Regions from separate parts of the Homo sapiens genome. Here region 1 is linked to region 2. Evidence: read pairs that join two places in POLR2A ChIA-PET (ENCODE). Cell type or tissue: MCF 10A. All regions are shown on one strand. Links, peaks and the distances in the headings refer to the core of each region. The heading gives the core; the rest is flanking DNA. Region 1 overlaps TMED7-TICAM2 (TMED7-TICAM2 readthrough). Region 2 has its middle 73 kb from the start of FEM1C.

Region 1 (2,926 bases), core at 305-2,804, 140 kb before region 2:
CTTGCGTTAGTTTTCTATGCTGGGTAACAAATTACCACAGGTTTACTGGTTTATAACAGCATAATTTTATTATCTCACAATTTCTTGGGGTTAAGAGTTTCAGCATGGCTTAACTGGGTCCTCTGTTTAGGGTCTCACAAGGCTGCAGTGAAGTCAGCTGAACTGCATTGTCATCTGGAGCTCACAGTTCTCTTCTAAATTAATCAGATTGTTGATAAAACTTAGTTCCTTGAAGCTGTAGAACTGAGGTCCTCAGCTACTTAGGGCTGCTCTTTTATATAAGCAGTGTAACGTGACATGCCTTTTTAAGGTCAGCAGAACTTCTGACTAGAATCTGTTTCAGAGAAGGCCAGAAAGAGTTCACTTGGTTAGGTCAGAGTCACCTGGGATAGTCTCCCTTTTGATTAAGTCAGAGTCAACTAAATAGGCACCTTAATTGCATCTGCAAAATCCTTTCACTTTTGCCATATTCTCTTACTAAATGTAACAGGCGTTGTCCACACAAAGGTATGGATATGGGGCTTGGAAAGGATTTCAGGAACCATCTTAGAATTCTGCCTACTACTAACTCCATTCTACAAGTCTCAATATCTAGCATTTTAGTTATTCACTAACTGCAAAGTTTTTTATTTCATTATCATTACTACTTTGATCCATAGATACTATTTGGAACTATAATTTCCAAACATGAATATTTAAGTTTTCCTTTATTGTTGATTTTTAACATAATTGAATTGTGATCAGATGATATATTCTCTATATGATTTAAATTCTTTGAAATGTGTTAACAGTTGCTTTATGACATAATAAGTGGCTGGTTTTTATAAATTTTAGGATGCTTGAAAAGAGTTCTACAGTTATTTATGTTCATTAATCATTTTAGTCATGTTCATTAATTTTCAAGTCTTCAGTATCCTTAGTGATGATTTTTTTGTTTTTGGTATATATCTCTTGATTACTAAGAGAATTGTGTTAAAATGTAGCTAGCATGATTTTAGATGTGTTTGTGTGATTCTTTCAATTTCTCTCTTTTTCTATTTTGTATTGGGATACAAATGTATAATTGTTATATTTTCCAGGTTAATTGAAAGAAGCTTTATCATTACAAAATTATCTTTATTTCCACTAATAAATTTTGCCTTAAAATTAATTTTATTTGATATTAATGTAGCTATACCAGCTTTCGTTTGGCTAGCACTTGTGTCGTATATCATTTTCCACAGTTTTACTTTCAGTCTTTGTGTATATTTAGTTTTTAGAGGTGTCTCGTTTATATCATATTGTTGTTACTATTAGTATGTGTCCTATCTGTTCTATGTTCCTTTTTTTCTACTTTTTTTTTGATAGTTTTGTTTTTGTTACTCCTTTTTTTCTTCTACCTATCAGATGGGATGTTGTATATATTTCTGTTCATGGTTGTTCTAGAAATTTCATTATGCATCTCTGACTTATCAACGCCTAAACTCGCCCAGACTTCTGCGCAGTGCAGTAGCCTTAGAACACTTTAATCCCATTTACTTTCCTCCCAGCTTATATATGTGGTTGTCACATATGTTGTATCTCTTTAAATGTAAGTTATTACTGTTGTTTTATATAGTTAATATTGACTTAGATTTACCCACAAATTTGCCACCTTTCTTACTCTCCATTCCTTGCTGTGTCTTTGAGCTTCCATCTGGAGTAATTTTTCTTTTGCCTGAGTATATGTTTAGAATTTACTTTAGTGCAGGTCACCTGGTGGCACATTTACTTTGCTCTTGTTTTTTGAAATGTCGTTATTTTGCCTTCTTTTTGAAGGACTTTTTTTTTCTCCCTTGAAATGGATGGTTATCTGGAAAGGTAAAGATAACTTTCCCTTGTATTCTGACTTCCACTGTTACTGGGAAGAAGTCACCTGTCAGTCTTTTGCTCCATTTAGACTAATCCATTTTTTTTTCCTCTGGCTGCTTTCACGATTTTCTCTTTGTAATTATAATTTTTTTTTTTTGAGTTTCATTGTGTTGTATATACGTGAGGATTTTATTGTATTTTCCCACTTAGGCTTTGTTTGGCATCTTAGATCTGTGGGTTGATACATCAGTTCTGGAAAATTCTCAACCATCATTGATTTGTTCAAATTTTGTTTAGAATCTTACATCTATATCCATGAGCGATGTTGGTCTTTAGTTTTCTGTTTTTGTAATGTCTTTTGTCTGATTAGTATGATACTAATGCTGGCTTAATAGAATGATTTCAGAAGTATTCCCTCCTTTTGAATTTTTTTGAAGAGTATGTGTAGGATTGGTATCATTTCTTCCTTAAATGTTTTGGTAGAGTTCACCATTGAAGTCACCTGGACATGAAGTTTTCTTTTTCGGAACATTTTTCACTACACCTTAATTTCTTTGATAGATTTAGGGCTTTTAAAATAATCTGTTTCATCTTGACTGTTTGGCTTTTAAGGATTTTTTCCATTTCATATAAATTGTTGAATTTGCTGGCATAAAGTTGTTCATAATCTTTCCTTAGTAACCTTTTAATAACTGGAATGTCATGTCCCTCTCTCATTTCTAATATTGGTAATTTGCATCTGCTCTCTTTTTTCTTGACTTATCTGGCTAGAAGTTTATTGATTTTGAACGTCCTAGTAAACCATCTTTTGGTTTTATTTCTGGGGGAATAAAGTACCATAATCAAGCTTAGTAATCCTTCTTCTTACCTTCCTCCAGGATTTTGACTAGATGGGATTCTTTGTCTAATGAAGTGACCTAAACCTTCATTTCTACAGAATTGAGCCGTTGATAGGCCTGTCTTTACTGGGTTGCTGCAGTTTTCCACTGACTAGGACTGTTAGCACTAAGAGGCATTCCAGTGAATTTCCTCGTTTCCATATATAGCCTATATAGCCTTCTTGTTTCCATTGTAAAACAGAAACACAGTTTTCCTC
Region 2 (2,926 bases), core at 206-2,705:
AAAATGCACCAAAATTAGGAAGAAGTAATGGATGGGTAGAGGGATAGCTGAATGGACAGATGCAACAAAGCACAGATAGTAAAACTATAATGATAGAATTTAGGTGGGGCTATGCCAGTGTTCACTAAAAAGTGCCCTCAACTGTGCCATATGAGATTTTTCATAATAAAATGTTAGAAAAAAATAACCTAGAGCCAAGCCTGGATTTCTGCCCAAGAGCTTCGATCAGCCCATGGCACCTGCTTCCCTCGGGGCCTCCATGAGAGGACCCATTGCCTAAGGGTATGAGTGCTCCTTCTCTGTAGGACTTCTAAGCTGAGACAGGCACACTCTTCTTTTGTGGCAATTCCCCTCCTGGGCAAACAAGGCTCACCCTTTCTCATAAAAAGGGAAGCAAGATTTCCTCTAGCTCATTCCCCTCATTTTAATGAGAGCCAAAGCTAAAGAGGCCACAGGGAACAGTTCTGAAATAATCCCTTTCTTCAGCTGTCATCGCCTCTACTCCCAGCTGCTCCCTTGGCTTCGGCAGCTCCTTTCCTCTAACAGTCATTTTAGCACCCTTGCCCCTCCCTTGGCCTCCCTCTCTCCTCTTGGCCTCGTTTCTGGGCCCAGCAAGCCGTGGAAACATCTGAGATTCCTCTTTTGCCTTCCCTCTTTTAATCTTATCTGAGACAAGTCCAGGGGTTTAAGCAGACTTCTCTAATTATGGTTTTAGTCTGTTTAATAAATTAATCAGGCACATCAAATCTGCTCCTGCTCTTAAACTCTGACTTCAGTCCATTTTTGCATAATAATAGCTCCTGTCATTTGCATTTGCTTTTCTTAATTCCAAGCCCCTTTCGTTCTCTATTCATTGCTCTATATACATTTTCACAAGCTAGATTGGCAAGTATTATTTCTGTTTCACAGATGGAGACTCTGGGAGATGTTACAAATTAAGAGTTATTGAGTTCCTACTGTGTGCACTCACTGTGCTGTCTGCTTCTATGTACACAGTCCCGCTTGAAATCCACAACCTCTTTGTGAGGTGTCTATTGTATGGGCACCACTTTTGCAAATGAGGAAACTGAGGCCCAGAGAGAATATTTTCTGAGGTACAACCACCAGATGGTAATTGCCATGAGAAGTGCAGTCCCACAGAATGTCAGAGCAGGAGGGATGTTGGTAGCTTCCTAGGCCAACTTCTATATTTTCTGGTTGAGGATATTAAGGCCTAGAGAGTTAAGTGAGCTATTTAGAAGCGAAGCTAGAATTAGAACTCAGGTCTAAATTTTCTGACTTGGCCCAATTTAGCAAATGAGAAACTCCACATAGCTCCAGACATATGGGGAAAGTTGGAGTGTTACACGCCCTCAGGGTATCTGGATGCCACTCTGTGCTGGCAGTGCACTTTTAAAATCTGGCATGAGCTGAGTTGGGTTGTCTTGAAAACTTAGCCACTCACAGCCTGTGAGGCCCTCGGGCAGCCCAGACATAACCGATGTTCCCTTGTGCAATACTCGTCTCCTGTGCCAGGAGGCTTTGAAAGCAGGAGAAGCATCAACAGTTGCAGTATAAACATGGGAATGGGGAGTGAATGGAAAAACATGGTGCATAGACCCCAGACCAGCTGGGCACCAGGGTCTGTTCCTTTACAGCTCACACCTGCCACATCTCGATTCAGTTTGATTGGGCTTGAGGGTGAATGGGGAATACAAAGCTGGATTTTTTCATTGGCCTGGGATTTGCATCACTTCCATGCCAATAGCATAAACTTGCTTGTCTGATACACTTTGCATATGGCTGTTCACACCCAAGTGTCGCAGACAGAAAGAGTCTTACTTCTGAGCTGATAGAGCTGATATTTGCTTTCCTTTCCTAACAGAGTTGAGAGTTAGGTCAGAGGTTTATTTGGTTTATTTATTTGTATATTTAGTTGCTTGTATATTTGCTAAAATTGCTTAGTCCTCTAACACCATGGGGCTCCTATCATTGAGGGGGAACCATGCCTTATAAACTGTCCTGTGGACAAGTGGCTCATAAGTCTGAATGTTGTATAACAAGGGATTCTGTCAGGCTGGACTTTAAGGTTGTTTGGACTCCCAATCAGCAGAGGACTCACCTCTCACTAGAGGTGTGACTGAAAAGAGAGAGCACTGATCCTGCCACCGTGCAACTTGGATTGGACTAGTGATGCCCACATATGGTATTTTGTAAGGTGGAATGAGTCAGACATTGGTAAATGCACTACTTCCAGACTCTTGGTATATGACCATTATTGGGCTCCATAAGGCTGGATCAGTCCCTTGGTGTTGGGATGGGATTTCCCAGAAAAGAATGGATATCCTCATGACCAGTCTTCCTAGAGCAGATTATTTCTAGACAATGTGACCATGAAGCTGAAAATCAAATTGGGGCTATTTGGGGAGTGAGGGGGGAACTATTAATAATTACTAATAATTACACTGAGACATCAAGTGTAAACTGGGACGGATGGTCATTCTCCTCTTACAGTACTAAGAGGTGAGATAAGGGAAAATACTGCCTCTCTGGGCTGGGAGGTAGAAGCCTGGAGCACTTCCCTGCCACAATGGGCCCTAGAGAAGAACAGGGACATAATGGACCCTGAGGGCAGGTCTGGGTCTTGGCACTTACTAGAAGCTACTCCCTGAATTGTACTTCTGATTCATTATCCATTATATATATTTATGAGGCATAGTCTCACTCTATTGCCCAGGCTGGAGTGCAGTGGCGCGATCACAGCTCACTGTAGCCTCAAACTCCTGGGTTCAAGCAATTCTCATGCCTCAGCCTCCCTAGTAGCTGAGATTACAGGCCTGCCACAACTCCCAGCCAATTTTTGTATTTTTAGTGGAGACGAGGTTTTACCATGTTGGCCAGGCTAGTCTCGAACCCTTGGCCTCAAGCAATCCACCCACCTTGGCCT

What was found. Peaks named below come from ENCODE experiments on the same cell type or tissue, not always from the same donor. Only the 100,000 strongest peaks of a DNase experiment are listed, where the experiment ranks them.
Region 1: POLR2A ChIA-PET joins it to region 2 with 5 read pairs; 2 of 35 experiments call an interaction of 5 or more read pairs at or near these places.

Annotation. Positions count from the first base shown.
Region 1 is chr5:115,605,540-115,608,465 of GRCh38, reverse strand. The region is part of intron 3 of TMED7-TICAM2 (TMED7-TICAM2 readthrough); the gene reads left to right. All of the region lies in intron 2 of TICAM2-AS1 (TICAM2 antisense RNA 1), which reads right to left. Among named protein-coding and RNA genes, the nearest start is that of TICAM2, 4.5 kb to the right of the region's middle. In MCF 10A, for the core only: no CTCF peak of the experiment used is centred there; no DNase peak of the experiment used is centred there.
Region 2 is chr5:115,470,394-115,473,319 of GRCh38, reverse strand. No RefSeq gene overlaps it. Among named protein-coding and RNA genes, the nearest start is that of FEM1C, 73 kb to the left of the region's middle. In MCF 10A, for the core only: no CTCF peak of the experiment used is centred there; DNase peaks (open chromatin) are centred at 1,479 and 2,189.